Regions from separate parts of the Mus musculus genome. Here all the other regions are linked to region 1. The links are chromatin loops, found by intact Hi-C in ENCODE. Cell type or tissue: left cerebral cortex. All regions are shown on one strand. Links, peaks and the distances in the headings refer to the core of each region. The heading gives the core; the rest is flanking DNA.

Region 1 (6,500 bases), core at 1-2,500:
TAAGACTACATTATTTGTTCATGACCTGCCAAAGGATAAATAACCTCCTTGAGGGCAGGGGCTGTCTCTACTCTGATTTATCCCAGACTCCATTGGGCACCTACTCACTTGACACACACCCACTTTGACAGATTACCTACTGCATATACATACAGAAGGTATAAATAAAATAAAAGTAAGTTTTTACATTTATAGACTATGAAAAGGAACATCGCTCACTAAAGTAAACCATGTTTGAAAATGGTTACATTAATACAACAAAAATTAGAAACTCTACAGTTCAGGAGCAAACTTGGGTTATATGAAGTTGAAGGCAGTAAATTTATAGAGTTACAGAGACCTTGGACTTGGAAGTCTAAGCACCTGATGCTCTCCGAGGTTTTATTTTTCATCACACTTCCAGATTTAAGAGCTGTCTACCCAAGGAGACACAAGGACCGTTCACAATGAAACCGTCAAACAGGTAACGAAATAGATCAGTTTTTCTTCTCAAAGCAAAAGTGGCGCGAGAGGAGGGCGCTTGCATTACAGAATGAAAACACAAAGCCAGCCCAGGGCCTGGGGAGTTGGCCCCAGACAATAGGAGCAACGGTAGACAGGTCAGGGGTTGGGTCAGCTGCGGGGTGGAGTCACAAGAGTTCCAGAAATCCCGGGGCTAACGGCTCTAACTGTTCCATCCACCAGTAATGAAGGAATGGATAGCGGATCCTGGCTGGGGGGGCGGGGGTGTCTAGGAACAGTGAAGACGCTTGCACGACTTTTTAAAAGCTGCGGCGAGGCTAGCCCCTTCATTAAGAGTTGGATGCACATGGAATCCTAGAGCCGGGTGCAGGCCAGCTTCCCTTGGGATCCGTGGCGCGTCCGCGGGAGAAGCGGTGGAGGCGACTTACCTTGAGGAGGCAGCTGTTGAGAGGTGCGGGTACCGAGGTGCGGTGGATCACCAGATCCTGGCCTGGGTTGTGCACATCGCAGATAAGCTCCAGCACGGCGACGCTGCGAGCCGTGGACACAGACACGCGGTGGTCCTCAGACCAGGAGAGCGGCTCTAACCCGCTCACCGCGTATTGCAGCTTCACGGCAGGCTCCCGCCGAGTCACCATGAGGCGAAACGAGGCGCTGGGCCCGGGGGCCGCGTCGGCAGCCGCCTCCTTCCCGCCCCCTTCGTCCTTCTCCTCTGCGGGCGGCGAGGGCTCGTCGGCCTTGGGCCCCACCAGGGCCTGGTCCGCCTCGCTCATCTTACTAGGAGCGAGGAGGTCGGGTTACCGGCACACTGAACGCTCGCCACCTTGCCCCGGCCTCTCCCAGCGCCCTCCGCGCCCGTTCACTCCCCGCAGGCCCCGAGCGCCACCGAGCCAGAAAGGACCCCGTCGTTGCTAGGCAACGCCACCCTGCTAGATGGCCGTGGAGCTGCCTGTCTGGAAAGTGCGCTCCGGTAGGGCTGACCCGAGGCGCGCCTGCAGACACGCGGAGAAGGTGGGCGCTTCAGAGAGTCCCTTTCCTAGACACTGGGTGCTAGGTCCGACTAAGAGCCCACGGGAGAGTGAGCCTCCGTGGGTGACTGAAAAGCTGAGAAGACCAGCGTGGTGGCTAAAGGAGACCCTGCTGGGTGGGCGGCGCTCGGCCTCTTCCGGTTTCGGAGGCGTGTGAGGCCTCTTGTCTCCCGCCGGTGCGTGCCGTCCCGGCTCCCGGACCCGGAAGGGGCGGCGGCGGACCGGCGATAGTTGCGAAGATCCTCCCTCTCCACGTGCTACCTGGGCTCCCTGCTGGTTCCGCGGCTCCGCACTTGGGCTTTGGCTACTGTCTGCAGCACTTTGCCTGACCGGCCTTCCAGGACGTGCTTCGGACGCACTCAGGTCCAGATGAAGCGGGTGAGTGCAACCCCAGCCCGGGAGGTGCCACAGTGATCAGGTCCGGTCGAGTTCTTTAAGATGTCCAGAGGGGCTGCCGGGCTGCTCTCGGAAACACGTGAACGAGCGGGGAACCCCGCCTTGGGAGCAAGAGACCGGCGGGCTCCTGAGATTGTCTGAGAACTTAGGTTAGAATTGCAGGCTGTAGTAACTAGTCAAGTTCTTGAGACTAGCTGGGGGGAGGGGGGGACGGGACGGGGGACTAGTCAGCATAAGGATTGGAGGCTGGGTGTATCCAAGCTGGAAAATAATGCCTGAGACATGAGGTCTTAACTGTCGGGAGCCAGGTCTTCTGCTGGCAGGAAGGGTCACTTCTGTTAGGAATGGAGACTGGACTCGGTTCTTTGAGCTTTTAAACGGGACGTTTTCATCCACGTATCCGTTCCCTCGAGAGGAGAAAAGTGACTCTTACAGCAAAAAGATGGTTTTAGGGTTGCTGGTTTATCTTCTTGAAAGTGGGAAGATGTGATAGGAGGCTTCATCCCCCTCACCCAAAAGATAATAATGAAATACAAATTGCCCAGCCAGTTTCAGGTCAACCAATGCTTTTAAACTCCTTTGACTAACACACCCACTGCCTAGTTGCACCTTGGTAGAAGGAAGGAGGGACCTTATTAAGCTTAGAAGGTGATGAGTAAGGACTCTTCAGCAAGCCATTGGTATAGTTGAAACTATGTGGGAGGAGAAATACAGACAACCCTCCGGATAGTGGAGGAGAGGGCATAGGATTTACTGTAGGGTAGACCTGGGCTGGTATAGATGTCAGCTTTGGAATACAGTAGTCTATGTGACTTGGGGGGAGTTAGTCTCTCCTATCCATAAATAGGAACACGAATTTGTTTTATAGAAGATTGTTATGAGACTCCAATGGGATACCTGCAATAACTGCATATTGTCTGGTCCTTAGAGGCAGTTGCTATGTGCCAGTAATAGAAATAAAATCAATTGTGTTTCCTTTGAGGAAGTAGACAGCTGCCTTAGGTCAGCAGCATTGAATCAGGCTTGTGGCATATGCCCAGCCCTGTAGCAGGAACATGCATCTTGCTTACCCAGTTATGCAAGGCTTTTGAGTTCCATCCTCAACTATACAAAAAGAAGAAGAAAAAGAAATTCAAAATTTAATTGAGTGAACAGATTTTATCGTTACTTCAACTGTTGTTTCAAAAGTGATTAAGAGATAATGCAGGCTGGGTGTGGTGGCACATGCCTTTAATCCCAGCACCGAGGAGGTAGAAGCCATTGAATCTCTGAGTTTGAGACCATAATGAGTTCCAGGACAACTAGAACCACATAGTGAGGACTTCTCTCAAAAGGAAAAAAAAAAAAAAAAAAAGGGGGAGGGGGAGGCAATAGAGGCCAGTGAGATGTCTCAGTGGGTGAAGGTGCTTGTGGCTGAGTCTGATGTTCAGAGTTTAATCCTAAGACTTATGTAAAGGGGGAAGGAGAGAGCTCATAGTTGTCAGGTGACCTCTGCATGCTGACCATGACATATGTGCTCACACCCAAACTAATAACGGTACTGCAGGTACCCACCGAGGCCTTGATAATCTGTGCTTTGGTTTATGTATCCAAGTGGGAGTGGAAGATGTGCTGAGCAGATATGCTTAATGAGGGAGCTCGGTGTGGATAACTAATAGACTATTTGGAAGACCCTTCACAGCTTAAATTGGGTTGCTCTGTCTTAATACTATGAAAAATATTTTCTTAAGGATGTTTTCTGGTTATTAAAGTAATAGAGTTTCATTTAAGAAAAATTAAAAGATATAACCCCTCCTACAGTTGCCATTCCCAGAAATAACTTTCAGCATTTGATGTATAGCCTTCAAAGAAACATGACTATATGATCTTTTCTAGCCAAATAGGCTATCGTTAATCAGGCATCTCAGCATTATCTTCATGGAAGAGCACAGTACATTCTGGGAATTTAAGAAAGACTGGCAAAGGGTAAAGGTGAACTTGAAGCTGAGGAGATGGGTAGAGGTTGTATTCTAGAGGCTTCCTAGATCTCCCTGGAGATTTTTCAGTGTTAGCCTAACAGCCGTGGAGAACCTGCTTGAATTTAGCACTTGTTTTGTTTGTGTCTTACTCTAGCCTGGTAGCTGGGAACTCACTTTGTTGCCCAGGCTGACCTAAAACTCAGCAGTCCTCCTGCCTTAGGCTTGTGAGTGCTGGGCTTCTATGTGTGAGCTGTCGTGTTAGCTTCTGAGTACTTGTTTTTGAGAGACTCTGACTTGTCTGTAACGGGTGAGTAGAATTTGCAGGTGTCTCAGTCTGTGTGCTACCTGGTGTGTTTAGTCTAAGGACGGGAAGAGGGAAGATGTGTAATAAGGGAGACCCTCTGCTTGCTGTTGCTGCAGTACCATTCATCATGATGGGACCTGGAGACTCAAGGAGGCAAGTCTAATCTTGATTGGTTGAAAAGCCTCCTAAACCTGAGAGTGGCTTGGAACAGAATAGGTTCCATCCTGAGTGGAGGAGCTCTGTGGACTGAGACTGCTAGTTCTGCTCAAGAAACTTGTGGTAGGGTGACCTTCAGGCCTTTTGTAACTGTCAGGTGAGGCTTGCAAATCTTGTGCTCTCTGACAAAAGACCCAACAGACATGAAAGCTGGCTTTATTTTCCTTTATCTGGAAAATTCATAAACTTGGAACTTTGCAGAAACAAATTTTAAGATGAAGTAGGATTATTTTACTAATATTCAATATTTCAAATTGTATTCATTGAATTCTTTAGAGGAATTCTTATGATTGCCAGGAAAAGAAACTTCTCCTTTTCATTGGTAGATTGGTCTGAAGCTGACAGTCTTTGTGTAACAAGTGATTGTATAAACACAAGTCATTGTTTCAAGTAAAGAGGAAGAGAATGTATACTAAAACTGAAGGCATTGGCTACTCATAGCCTTGTTCAGGCTGGAAGTAAAGATGTTTCTTCTAGAGCAGTGGTTCTCAACCTTCCTAATGCTGCAACCCTTTAATACAATCCCTCATGCTGTGGTGACCCCAACATTAAATTATTTTCATTGCTACTTCATAACTACTATTGCTCCAGTTATGAATCACAATGTAAATATATGGTATGCAACCCCTGTGAAAGGGCTGTTTGCCCCCCCAAAGGAAAGGAGAACTGTTGAGACTCCCTGTTCTAGAAGTTTGGGCACCATGCAAATGCATGCATCACATTCGTGTTGTGAGGACAGGCAACAGGTGAGAAGCACCTGACGGTGTGTCTGTGATCAGCAATCAGGCAGGGACTCTAAAGGCAAGGAGGGTTGGAAACAGTACGATAGCAGTGATGGATGGAGCGACGCTCTCATTTGGAGTGGGGATGGCAAGTAGGAACTGACTCCAGACCATCTGAATCTGAGCAGCTCAAGGGAAAAAGACGACAGATCCAAGCCCTAGGGAAGAACAGTAATGACAGTTTCCACTTCCTGGGCACGCACTGGTTCGACATCCCATTTAACAAATGGTCTTGTCTTAACATGCTTTGTTGGTTAAAAAATAAAGAACAGATTTCATTTCCCTGTGTGTCTCTGTTCTCACATAAAACGGACTCCTAGGGGTGTAGTTTAACTTAATAAGTATGAGTGCTTAATCACAAAGTAGATTCTTGCTTCCCTTAGAATGGACTGAATTGATTAATGTCAGCTGGCAGGACACTTCTCTCTTCCTGCTCCCACTCTCATCTTGGGCAACTTAACAGTTCAGATGGATGGAGGACTGCTAGATGAACGGACTGAGATTGTGTGTCTTCCCCCACCCCCATTTCAGATGAAGCCAAAGAATCTGGTTGTAAACCCTAAACTGATGGTTGGCATATGGGGCGTAATGATCTCTGCAGGAAGAGATACATTCTGTGGGCAGTCAGGCTTCACTCTGAGGATTGTCTTCATGGACTAATGCACCTCTTCTTGATCTTTCCTTTTGGGAACAACACAGCAAGCAGAGGCTACCAAGAGAAAGCACCAAGTGTCCAGTGATGCTCCACCAGCAAAACGGAGGAGTGAAATATCCTCTGTTTTGGCCAAGAAAGCCAGTGATAAAGAAACTCAGAGAACATTTAAAGGGAGTACACACAAAACGTTTCCTCCAAAGAAGTATTTGGACAGTATAGGCAATGGAAGGCAAGAGGAGAAGCCATGCATCAAGACTTCATCGCTGTTTAAAAACAACCCTGAGATCCCAGAACTCCACAGGTGTGTTTTTCAGTGCAGGTGTGCCTCTGGTGTGAGCAGTCACGGACACCTCGTTCTCCACTGCTGCCTTGGCACTGATGCACACTTTGTCTTTCCTCTGCAGCACTGTAGTGAAGCAGGCTCGAGAGCAAGTGTTCTCTCCAGAAGCTTTCCAGGAGCTGGACCTCCACCCACATCTAGTAAGTATCCTACACTGCTTTGCAGGGTGCGTGTGTGTGTTTACGAACACATGTTCAGTCTGTTTCTGTTCCTGGCTTCCTGGGTAACCTCACTTGATGGGTCACTCCCTAACAGCAGCATTGAGTCCAGACTTGGTTTGTTGGGCTTAAAGCAGACTTCTAATTTCTGGATAAGTGTGATGTTGCTATGGTGGCAGATGTCTCTGTGACCTTGGGGAG
Region 2 (5,869 bases), core at 239-2,738, 150 kb before region 1:
TCCCACCAAATGGTTATGTCATTTGAACCTGTGCAATATGAGGCCAAATTTCATCTTTGGGTCCAATATGCCACTCTGCTTTCCTGAGGTTCAGACAACTGGGTGGCTCTTGGGTAGACCAGGCAACTAGTGGCACTGCAGGTAAGTCCAGTTTGTCCCTTGCAGGAGGATAGAGCCTACAGAGCTGTCTTTACAGGAGCGTTCCCACTGCTTTTGGTTCTGAAGTTCAGCATCTAAGCCACAGATCTAGAGAAACTGGCTCACTCACCTCTGCCTTTTCTTGGCAGCTCTGATATGATTCCTAGAAGGTTCTGTGAGAATACCAGCTGCTTTGACAGTGCAGTTGCCACTGTGGAGGCCACACTGCCTTAACTCTCTGGAAAGCTCTTACCCCTCTGCCCCACTACCTCTTATTTATTTGGTATTTGCTTGAATGCTGGCACCATGCTGCCTGTGGGTGGGTGTACAGGTGTTCGTTCTGCAATCTGCAGACAGTGGGGAGTGGTCACTAGGAGAGGCACCTACGATGCCCGTGCTTATGTGGATGTGTGCCTCTGGCTGGTCATGGTTCCACCCTTCAGCCTGTTTGCCTCCCCTTGGTCCCCTCGGGTCCAGCTGCCTTGTGATGCTGCAGCAGACAGGCTCGGGAAGTCAGGGCCTCCTAGGAGCTTATGTGATGATCACTCTCGGCTGAGGGGTTGCCTCACCTTACTAGGTTCTCACAGCTTTTACACCAACTCCAACTTCAGGAAAGACCCTCCCTGGAGCTTCATATCAAACATTTCTGTTAGGAACAGCAGAGTAACTCAGAGTCTGATAAAGGCTGGTGGCCTATACCACTGCCTGGCCTCATGCTCACAAGAGGTGACATTGGTCACTGCCAGAACACAGTGGTGGCAGAATCCAAACTCAACCAATGCTCCTGAAATAAATGCTCGAAGTGAAAGAATTGTTGCCTGATATTCTGGCCCAGGCAAGGAGAGACTAGGAAGGAGCCATGAGCTTGGATTGCTTGTTTCTATTCTGTAAGAAGAGGGTTTAGCTACAACAAAGCTAAAAACAACAACAAAATGGTACGAATCTTACTGAATAGGAAAGTTTACAGCCTGAGGATGAAAGTCTGAAGTGTGGCAGTAAATATCCTAGCATCCCTAAGTAAGGCAAGACTTAACGCCCACAGGAAGGCGTGCCACTAACCCCTCAGACCAGCAGAGGGCAGCCACTGCCCCTGAACACTTGGAGTGTGGGTGACAGTGATGGCATGCTTTTTCATGTAGTTCTGCCCAAAGCAAAGCTTAAGACCCAGGATTCTCTCACCCAAGCCATTGGAGAAGTGGGCAGATTGACAGATCTCACAGGTAGTCACAGTTTCCAAGAGTTACCACCTCCACCACCAAGGTCTGTCAGAGAACAGAGCATTTAGGAAGAAAACTTAGACTGTACAGGTGATGAAAGTTTCTGGAGAGGAGCATGGTAAGGTAAGCTAACATGCAGGCTGCCATCTCCACAGACTTCACCTGGGCCTTCTGCACTTTCCTCCAACCTCTTCCCATACCCAGCGACAGAGCCTGAGCATCCTATGTGGCTTGAGTTCTAGAAGGCTGTTAAGACTTTCCCACCTAAGGTTGGAGGACTGTGCCCCTGAGACATCTTTAAGGCACTTAACCTAAACATTGACTCCTTTCAAAGGACTTCAGGGTCAGTGGGTGGTTGGGTGGAGGCTTCTGTTTTAGAGAGCAGTGACAGTTGACCTAGGAGTCAGTAGGTCACCTGGTCTAGTTGTGCGCACCAGGAAGCTTCTGAGGAGCAGCTGGAGTCCTGGGCCAAGGAGTAGAAACCCTGGTGGGTTTCATGGTGGCATAGTGTGGGGAGGGGGTGGGGGGTTGAATGGCCTTCATCCTGTCATCACTCGGACTGTGTGCTGTGCTTGCTAACGGGCTCCAAGGAAACTGGAGGCTGTGTCTCATGCAGTCCAGAATCTGTTAGAAGCAGCCCTACCATGTCACTGCAGTGTAGGAGATGGGTGCCCAGGAGAAGAGCTAAGTGCATATTTCTATGTAATATCCCTGCCTGCAAGCTAAGACTGTGCTTTAGGAGCCAGGGCAACATGGCAGGGAGCATGAGGAGACAGGCTCTAAGTGGCATCTCCAGGCACCAGCAGTGAGTGCTGACCTCTTTCGGGGGAAAAAAGGCTTAATCTTCTGGACTAAGCTGCAGAAGGTTCCAACTGTGTGACATGATTAGCAGGGAGTCACTCTTCTTAGAAGGCAAGCTGTCACAACCCAGGAAAAGTCTGGTAGCCACTGGTGGTTTAAAAAGCAGACAAAAGTCTCTCTGCCCCATGCTGCTGTAGCCAGTGACCAAGCACCTCCCAGGTTGGTGGTGGCACCATAGGTGACAAGCGATAGACTCAGGATCACTTGCAGAGTCTGTGGGCTCTAGTGCTCAAAGGAGAATGAGAAAATGTTAGTAGTCAAGGATAAAAGGAGCTGTGAGCTGACCACAGAGCTCAGGCTGGCAGGAAGCTTAGAAAGCAAGGGGTGACGACTAAGTGAGTGTGCCCAGCCAGCCAGGGGGCGGGGAGGGGGGGGACGGCGGAGGGAAGACCATACACCTGAGGTCAGAACTAAGTAGCAAAGGCATGCCACATGGTAAGGTGGGAGACACAGGACACCCTGGTAGAGGTGTGGGCATTGCACAGGCTCAGTTTGCACTGCAGCATGTGGTCTGCCTCAGCCAGAGGCCAGTGGCCCTGCAGCCGAGGACTGAGTCCGCTGCACCTTCGCCCCAGGGCCATGCTTTAAACCCACTGCCATGTGCACTGGAAACACAGCCAGTGTGAGGATGTTTGTGTCCACCCAGAGGCGCCTCATTGCCCTGGGTTTAGCCTGTAGGAGGGTGGGGGGACATCACTGGGCTGCTGCTTCCACCCTTGTTATTCAGCTTCCTGGTTTGTGAGCCCCTGGTGTGTTCAGGGGAGCAGTGCTTCTGTCTCTGGTATCACCCTGAGTTTTTAAATGCTGTATAGAAGAGCAGCAGTAGCTACAACAAACTGCATCCTAACCACTTTTGGTGTCAGAATGAAATTAATGGGGGCAGAGAGGTGTCCTTCCCTTCCCGGAGCCCCAGTATTATCCACCCCTGGATAAGTAGGCAGCCTGAGCCACTGGAGGATGGTCTTTCATAAGACCCCTGGGGATCAAGGGCTCCAGACTGACGCCTCCTCCTGCCTCTGCTCACACAGTGTCGGAAGGGAGAGGAGGACTTGATGCTGTTGACTCCCTGGCAAACCAGAGGCAGGCAGGCAGGCGTTTTTTTGCACTAGGAAGATTCAATGGTCACCCTTCATGAGACTGGACCACAAACATGATGCAGAGGAGCAGGTTTTGCTAAGACATAGTTTAGTTTTATAATCAATCATGGATGAAGCAGATATGGCTAACTTGGGAGTTTAAGGGGGGGTGTGATATTCCCATCAGTGAAAACGAATCAGATTTTAAAAAAAAAAAAACTTTTTAGTTCAATGGAAGTCACTTCTCAAAAGGTTTAAATGTTCCCACTAAGATATGATCTTAAAAGCATGTCAAACAATCCAAATCAGATGCCATAAATATGGGCTGCAGGAGAACATGGGACAGTCTCAGTGAATGGAATCAAAGGTTTGCTGTCTTTAGAATGTTCTAAAATGTCAAGGCAGTTGCTTGTGTTTAACTGTGAACAAATAAAGATTTATTGTTTTGCACTCCGCAGTGTTGATGGAGTGACTCTGTGCTGGCTGTGGGGACGTGTGGGTGAATGAGATGGTCCAAGGCACTGTGAGCAGACTGCATGGTGGCATGGACGGGGGTGGACGGTTAGTAACAGCTACTGGACTTGGGCTGGAGAACAAATAATTCATCAGTCTAAAACTCACGGCCCTACGTAAAAGCAATGTGTGGAAGAGGGCTACCTCCAATAGCATGGCTACCCTAGTCTCCATCCCAAGTCCTTCTGATGGAACCTAGCAGAAGCTTACCCTGCTCTTGGTCAGCTGTATTGTGATATGCCATTACCACCTGCTTGCCTGGTGCCCCTGCCCTTCAAGTATCGAGCAGAGGTAAGAGTGGGCAGAAACTGTACAAACTACAGGGCAGTGCTTCACCCAGGACATGTAATTACTGCATTGCTCATCTTTTTTTGTTGTTGTTGTTTTGTTTTTGTTTTGTTTTTTTTTTGAGACAGGGTTTCTCTGGGTAGCTCTGGCTGTCCTGGAACTCACTCTGTAGACCAGGCTGGCCTCGAACTCAGAAAACTGCCTGTCTCTGCATCCCAAGTACTGGGATTAAAGGTGTGCGCCACCACTGCCCAGCTGCACTGCCCATCTTAACAGCAGGAGACGGTGGTGGCAGTTTTTTGCTTGTGTGAATTGGTCTCTTGTCTGAATAGGTCTCTTACCAGACAGAGAGTTCACCCATGGAGAAGCCTGCAGGCTGGCCTCAGTGGCCTGAGCTTTCCAGAGGCAGTCTGCTCTGAAGGTAAGTGCTTGGCTTGGCTGCAGAGGCCTTGGTGATGTTCAGGAGGGCCCTTTGACTGTATGGCTACTACCCAGTGTCCTCTGGTGTCTTACAAGTACAGGGATTTTGTCGGGTAAATCCCAGGAAACCAAGCCAGGCAGAGAAGTGGTAGAACACTTTATTCTTGAATGTCTCCCCCTGAGGAAGCAACAGTACAGAAGCTATGTCGTCCCCTGTGAAGGGAAAAATCAACAGTCAGACCTCACATCTGTCAAGCTGAGATGCCAGGATTATACATCTTATAGTGTGGGTAGACTAGACTGCCATCAAGACCAGGCTGCTTGTCCTCCTCACGAGACACAAAACAGAATTCTTCTGACTTCTGCCATGGTCTCCCTCTCTCAACTAAAAGAGCAAACATCCCTTATTTTGGTCTCAAGACCTGAACACAAGTGAGCTCAGCCTTCTAATCCACACACTTGTTGATGAGAGACCTTCCAGCTCATCTTCAGTTTGCCTTTGTGGGTCAAAGAGCTAAGTGGGCTCCCCTCCAGCTGGCATTCTACAGAGCCAGAGGCCACAGTGTGGGCAGGAGGCCTGGGCATCAGCACATCGTCCTTCCTCTGGGACGCACCCTGCCAACACCATATTGTCTGGGCAGCTCCATGAGAGGGGATCCTTTCATCAACACGGAGGTCAAGAGGCGGAAATGTTAGAAGTGAAAGGCAAGAGAGAGATTCTCAATAGTGTATTGGCCCTAGCGAGAATGGATGACCAGTGGAAGCCAAGTACATTGACAGCAGTTACAGTTTCCCACCAGGTGGCCTCCAGGGTGGTCTCGGGGTGTCTTTGTCTTTCCCACTAGGTTTGATGCTCTCTTTTGCAAGCTGCCTATACTTGTGTTTTCCTAACCACTGCTGGGTAACCGTGGGCTGGGCAGGTCTGGTAGTGGCTGGTGCTGCGGTTGCCAGGTTACCCGGGATTTCACTCACATGCTGCAGCACTTTGCGAGGCAGCTTCTCAGAATGAGCAATCCACTCTTTCATAAAGTCCAGGACTATAGGGATGAGGCTGACCACGCCTCCATAGTGGTTCCTGGCCTCATCGCAGCTGAGGTGGTTAACCACTTCGTGCGGATACCTGCAGGATAGTGAGCAGGTGGTGAGACTTACTGAGGGAACTTGATCTCATGGACTAGAGGTGTAAGAACTAGACACACATAAACTTAGGCTCTGTCCTTATGTGTTCTGATTCAGAAAGTTCAAGGCCAAGAGCCCCAGGTACTTGTGGTATTGAATGGCAAGAGCTGCCCACTACCAGGACCAGGGATTGGTCCTTTGTAAAATACTGGGTACTACCTTTAACCCTTCTCACGC
Region 3 (5,869 bases), core at 239-2,738, 290 kb after region 1:
CACATCATATCTTAGGCAAAAGCTAGATGTGCTTAGTGAGGAAGGCATGGTAAAAGCCAAGATAGGCTGAAAGTTAAGCCTTATTTCCAAAACTTATATAGCTAAGTTGTTGGTGTCAAGAGAAATCTTTTTTGTTTGAGATAGGGTGTTTAGCTCACACTGCCTTCAAATTCTCTATAGAGCTGGTGGTGCTCTTGAGTTCTTCTGGTTCTTTTGCCTCTGCCTCTCCAGTGTTTGGGTTTCAGGTATGTATCATCACACTCAAGTCTATCTATGCTAGGCATGGAACACGAGTTTCATGCTGGCTAGGTGAGTGAGTACCTAACTCCTGAGCTACATCACACCTCTTAAACCATATTTGCTTTTTCAAACTAAATTCAGATACATCTAGTATTTTTTGGACTGCAATCATGTAAACAACTTTTACCTGCATTGGGAATTCAAACATTAGGTGAGACCTCAGTACTCACTGCCTTGCTAACCTTTAGTTCCAAGTTATGTCTGTGTGATGGGTGCTACTTTAAGCTTCTCATTTCTTCAAGACAGGGTTTCTCTGTGTAGCCCTGGCTGTCCTGGAACTCACTGTAGACCAGGCTTCCCTTGAACTCACAGAGATCCTCCTGCCTCTGCTTCCTGAGTGCTGGGAGTAAAAGTACACGCCAGCACCTCCAGGCAGTTTTCCATAGGAAAGATTCACACATAGCGTATTTTGTTAGGATAAAAAATATTGCCTGTTTTCATCCTTCTGCAGGTTTTATGGGAGCTAGAAACCTTACGCCTCGTAAGTCACTTTGAGAAGTCCATGAAGGCAGAAGCTGAAGATGACGATGATTTATATATAGTAGACAACAATGGAGAGGAACAGCTGTTTGACTGTAGTGGCCAAGATTTTGAAAATAAGCTTCGAGTTCCTCTTTTTGAAATACTGAAGTACCCTTACTTGCTTCTGCATGAGCGTGTTAGTGAGTATCTTGGGTGTATAAGTTTAAGAGTTGGAGTTGAGACTGAAGAAATGCTATAGCATTTAAGAGCATGACAGCTCTTCCAAAGGATCTGGGTTCAATTTCCAGCACCTACATGGTGGTACACACCTGGTGCACAAACTTATACATACAAAAACTTATACACATAAAATATTTAAACGTAATTGGGGTCTGTTGGGCCTGGAGACATGGCCTGGTGGTTAAGACACCTACTACTTTTGCAGAAGACCTGGGTTTGATCACCAGCCACATATCTCATAACTACAGCTCCAGGAGATTTAATGCCCTCTTGTGGCTTATATGGGCATATATCACAGTCATGTGATATACATAAACATATGTACTTGGGTATATATACTGGTACACACACAAACACATAAAATAATACATGTAAAAAACTAGTCTGAGTATAGCTTAATGGCAGAGTACTTAATTAGCTTGGTATATGTGTGAGGCCTTTGGTACAAAAAACATTTTTTTTAAATTTGTTTATCTGAGATGAAAATCATTTGGCTTTAATATATAGTTAGAATACTCCATATTTTGTGGGAACTGGAGAGATGGTTCAGGGGTTAGGAGTAATGGCTGCTCTTCCAGAGGTCCTGAGTTCAATTTCCAGCAACCACATGGTAGCTCACAACCATCTGTAATGGGATCTGATGCCCTCATCTGGTGTGTCTGAAGACAGTGACAGTGTACTCATATAAATAAAATAAAATAAAATAAAATAATTCTTTACCAAAAAAAAAAGACTTAATACTTTGTTTTCAGACAAATTGGAGCGAGCATGGTATACCCATCCAAATAGGTTCTACAATAGGCAGGTTTTGCTGCGTTTGCATTTCTTACTATGACTCTCTGTCCATCCAGGATGGCCTCGAAATCAAAGTCCTAGCTTAGCCTCCTGAGTTGGAAGAAGTGTGGGCCAACATATATACCAGGTGTAAAGAACACATTAGGACATACAGTATGCTCAATAGTTACAAATGTGGTATGTGGCCGTGGCCAGTTTGTATTAGAGTGACTAATGACAACACATTGAGTTGGTTACATTTTTTTCTTAATCCAAAATAGTCTCTCTGCACACACATGGGTGTTTGTTTTGGTGTTGTACTGGGGATTGAACCCAGAATTCTGCACACCTTAGGCAAGCACTCTATATCCCTAGCTGCCTTTATTTATTTATTATATGTGAGTACACTGTAGCTGTCAGACACACCAAAAGAGGGCATTGGATCCCATTACAGATGGCTGTGAGTCACCATGTGGTTGCTGGGAATTGAAGTCAGGACCTCTGGAAGAGCAGCCAGTGATCTTTAAGGCTGAGCCATCTCTCCAGCCCCTCTCTAGCCTTCTTAGTATTGTCTGTTTTGAGACAGCATGTCACTAAGTTGCCAGGCTGGCCTTGAATTCACTCTGTAGCTTGGGCAGGCTTTGAATTTGAGATCCTTTCACTTCAGCCTCCCCAGGATATGGGATTTACAGGCTCCTGCCACCCGGCCCATCTATACCTTTTTTTTTTGCTATGTGACTTGCACTATAAAATACACACTTTATGCAGTTTTTATTTTACTGTGATATTTTTTATTTTCCTTTAATTAAAGTCTTTTTGAAACAGGGTCTCTCCTTGTAGCCCTGGCTACACTAGTACTGACCATGTAAATCATGCTGGCCTTGATCTCTAGAGATTGGTGAATCCCTCTGGGATGTTGGCATTATAGGCTTATGTCACCAAGTACTTTTTTTTTTTTTTTTTTTGGTTTTTCGAGACAGGGTTTCTCTGTATAGCCCTGGCTGTCCTGGAACTCACTTTGTAGACCAGCCTGGCCTTGAACTCAGAAATCCGCCTGCCTCTGCCTCCCAAGTGCTGGGATTAAAGGCGTGCGCCACCACCGCCAGGCCCCAAGTACTTCTTTTTGATTAGATACATTACTATATTCCAAGTAATTTGGTTTTTAAACTGAAGATCTTTTAAACATTTTCACTTAATATTTTTTTCTGTGTATGAATATTTTGTCTGCATGTATGTCTATCCACTTCATATACGCAAGGACCCAAAGAGTTTGGAAGATGTTTGACCCTTTGGAACTGGAGTTAAATTAAAGATCGTTGTGAGCCACCATGCAGGTGCTTGGAGTCAAATTCCAGGTCCTCTGGAAGAGTAGTCAGTGCTTTGGCTTTCAACACCTGAGCCATTTCTTATGCCCTTTAAACATTTATTTAAAAAAAAAAAACCAAATGTATCCATAGATGAATGCCAGGGCTGGAGAGATAGCCCCGCAGTTAAGTGCACTTCCTGCTCTTGTAGAAGACTTATTCAGTTTCCAGGTCCTGCATGGCAGCTCACAACTATCAGTAACTCCAGACTCTTCGGGATCTGACAGCCCATCCTGTTCTGATCTCTGTGGGCACAGATCTTTTTGGTGTGCAAACATGCGTGCAGGCAAAATATTCATATACATAAAGATATTTAAAAAATTTAAAAATCCATTAAAGTGTATATAAGCTTGAAGATTGTTTATACTTTCATGTATAAAAAAGTATTGCAGCAGTTCCCAGTAAGCTGATGGAGTCATAAATCATCCTCCAAGTTTGGCGTGGTGGCGCACGCCTTTAATCCTTCCCAGGCAGGTGGATTTCTGAGTTCAATGCCAGCCTGGGCTACAGAGTGAGTTCTAGGACAGCCAGGGCGATACAGAGAAACCCTGTCTCGAAAAACCAAAAAAAAAAAAAAATCGTCCTCCAAAGCTAGCTTGTTATTAGTATAGTATTTTTTTGAAGCTTGGCTTAAAAATTAAAGTTGATTTAAATTGATTTTTTAAATCTGATAGAGAAAGTTAATTGATTAATAAATGCAGATGAGATGACTATCCATTAGGAGAAGACGTTCCCTTGTTTTAACTTTAGTCCAGGTGCAAGATACTGGACCTGTAACCATGCTACTGAGATATGTTGGAAATAATTACCGAAAATATAAATACATGTTTTAGTAAATTCCATTCATAATCACAATGAAAAGTCTTTCAGAGCTGGAATGTAACTCAGTAGTAGTTTGCCTAGCGTGTTTTAAGAACTAGATTTGATTTCCAGCATTAAAAAAATATATATATATACACACACATATATATATACATATACACATACATATATGTACATATATTTACATACATATATAAATATGTATATGTGTGTGTATATAATAAATAGGTAAATATTGGTCTTACCAACAATTGCAGCATAAGGGTGGTTTTTTTCCCCCCCTTCCCCTGAGACAGGGTTCCTCTGTGTAGCCCTGGCTGTCCTGCAATTAAACTCTGTAGACCAGGCTGGACTCAAACTCAGAAATCCGCCTGCCTCTGCCTCCTGAGAGCTGGGATTAAAGGCGTGAGCATAAGAGTTTTTAATGCCTTGTTAAAAAAAAATGATTAACGTTTATTTACAAAATAACCTAAGAGCCATTTTTAGCCTCTTGAGGCCCAAAATTTAATCATTTGTTATCTTTCTATCTAGATGAACTGTGTGTGGAAGCGCTTTGCCGAATGGAACAAAACAATTGCTCCTTTCAGGTTTTTGACAAATATCCAGGCATCTATTTGTTTTTGGTTCATCCCAATGAAATGGTGAGTGTGAGTGGTAGGCAGTGTTAGTATTGGCTTTACTTTGTACGTGTTAGATAGCTTTAATTATAGATTTAGTATGTATTTTGTTTAAAATATTGGTTAAGGTTTTTACTCTTTTTATATTTGTGCATTTAGGTAGACCAGTATATTATTGGGAGTGTCGTGAATTTAAGAGGGCAGGAGAATACTTGCTGATAGGTGATACTTGAGTTTAAAAGACAAGAAAAGTAGTTTGTCTTTCAGCGTGTCTGTCCCAGTGAGGGTTTATGTTGCTGTGATAAAGTACTGGTCAGAGCAACTTTGGAAGGAAGGAAAGGATTTGGTTCATAATATACTGCCACATCACAGTCTATCAAAGGAAATCAGGAGCCTGGAAGCAGGATCTGAAGCAGATACCATGGAGGAATACTACTTACTGCCTTTCTTAGCATACTTTCATGTACAATCCAGAGCCATCTGTCTAGGGGGAGAAGAGATACCACCCATAGTGGGCTCAGCCCTCCCATGTCAGTCATTAAAATGGTACCACAGACTTTTTTGTTTTTAAATTGAGATTTCTTCTTTCGAAATATTTCTAGGTTTGTGTTAGGTTGACAAAATTAACCAGCATAGTATCAAACTGAACTAATAGAAGAGTCTCACTTTGTTGCTGAGATACATGGAAATGGCATTGAAATATTAATTTTGCTAATAAGTGGGATTGAAGGGGTGCAATTATAGGGGATAGGTTGGAGCAAGAAAAATTCCAAGGTGCTAGAGATGAGAAAGATAAAATTCAGAGAGTGGCCAAGAACAGATGCAGAGATCGCCCCTAAGCATAGAAACAGGCCGTGAGACAGCCTACACATACAGTTCCATGTACACCAGCAGTTAGAATGGAGTCAATACTTTATGTCACCCCTGAGCATAGAAACAGGTCGTGAGACAGCCTACACATACAGTTCCATGTACACCAGCAGTTAGAATGGAGTCAATATTTTACGTCACCCCTGAGCATAGAAACAGATCGTGAGACAGCCTACACATACAGTTCCATGTACACCAGCAGTTAGAATGGAGTCAATACTTTACGGCAATTGCTGAAAAGTCTGTTTTGCCAAAATAATGGCAAGAAAAGATGTTTTGCTTGTACACATACTGCAGGGTGTAGTAGTACACACCTTTAATGCCAGCACTCAGGGGGCAGAGGCTGGTAGATTTCTGAGTTTAAGGCCAGTTTGGTCTACATTAATTCCAGGACAGTCAGCTACACAGTGAGACCTTGTC

The links. Hi-C counts contacts between places; a loop is a spot of excess contacts. Peaks named below come from ENCODE experiments on the same cell type or tissue, not always from the same donor. Only the 100,000 strongest peaks of a DNase experiment are listed, where the experiment ranks them.
Region 2: it touches region 1 in a loop (2.7-fold over the local background); 4 of 42 quality-filtered maps call a loop at or near these places.
Region 3: a loop joins it to region 1, with 2.8 times the contacts of the local background. A loop is called at or near these places in 3 of 42 quality-filtered maps.

What each region holds. Positions count from the first base shown.
Region 1 is chr2:28,838,993-28,845,492 of GRCm38, forward strand. Gtf3c4 (general transcription factor IIIC, polypeptide 4) reads right to left here and starts at 1,368. Exons shown (of 5, transcript NM_172977.3): 1 at 891-1,368. The coding sequence starts at 1,235. Ddx31 (DEAD/H box helicase 31) reads left to right here and starts at 1,414. Exons shown (of 20, transcript NM_001033294.3): 1 at 1,414-1,868; 2 at 5,846-6,102; 3 at 6,206-6,281. The coding sequence starts at 1,860. In left cerebral cortex, for the core only: no CTCF peak of the experiment used is centred there; a DNase peak (open chromatin) is centred at 1,401; H3K4me3 peaks cover 2,500 bases; H3K27ac peaks cover 1,485 bases.
Region 2 is chr2:28,687,427-28,693,295 of GRCm38, forward strand. Tsc1 (TSC complex subunit 1) reads left to right here. Exons shown (of 23, transcript NM_022887.4): 23 at 1-3,746. Spaca9 (sperm acrosome associated 9) reads right to left here. Exons shown (of 5, transcript NM_027283.1): 4 at 5,486-5,633; 5 at 4,654-4,726. The coding sequence ends at 4,715. Among named protein-coding and RNA genes, the nearest start is that of Spaca9, 9.3 kb to the right of the region's middle. In left cerebral cortex, for the core only: a CTCF peak has its summit at 1,193 (motif pointing right); a DNase peak (open chromatin) is centred at 1,215.
Region 3 is chr2:29,129,429-29,135,297 of GRCm38, forward strand. Setx (senataxin) reads left to right here. Exons shown (of 26, transcript NM_198033.2): 4 at 752-962; 5 at 4,494-4,603. Among named protein-coding and RNA genes, the nearest start is that of Setx, 7.4 kb to the left of the region's middle. In left cerebral cortex, for the core only: a CTCF peak has its summit at 1,294 (motif pointing left); no DNase peak of the experiment used is centred there.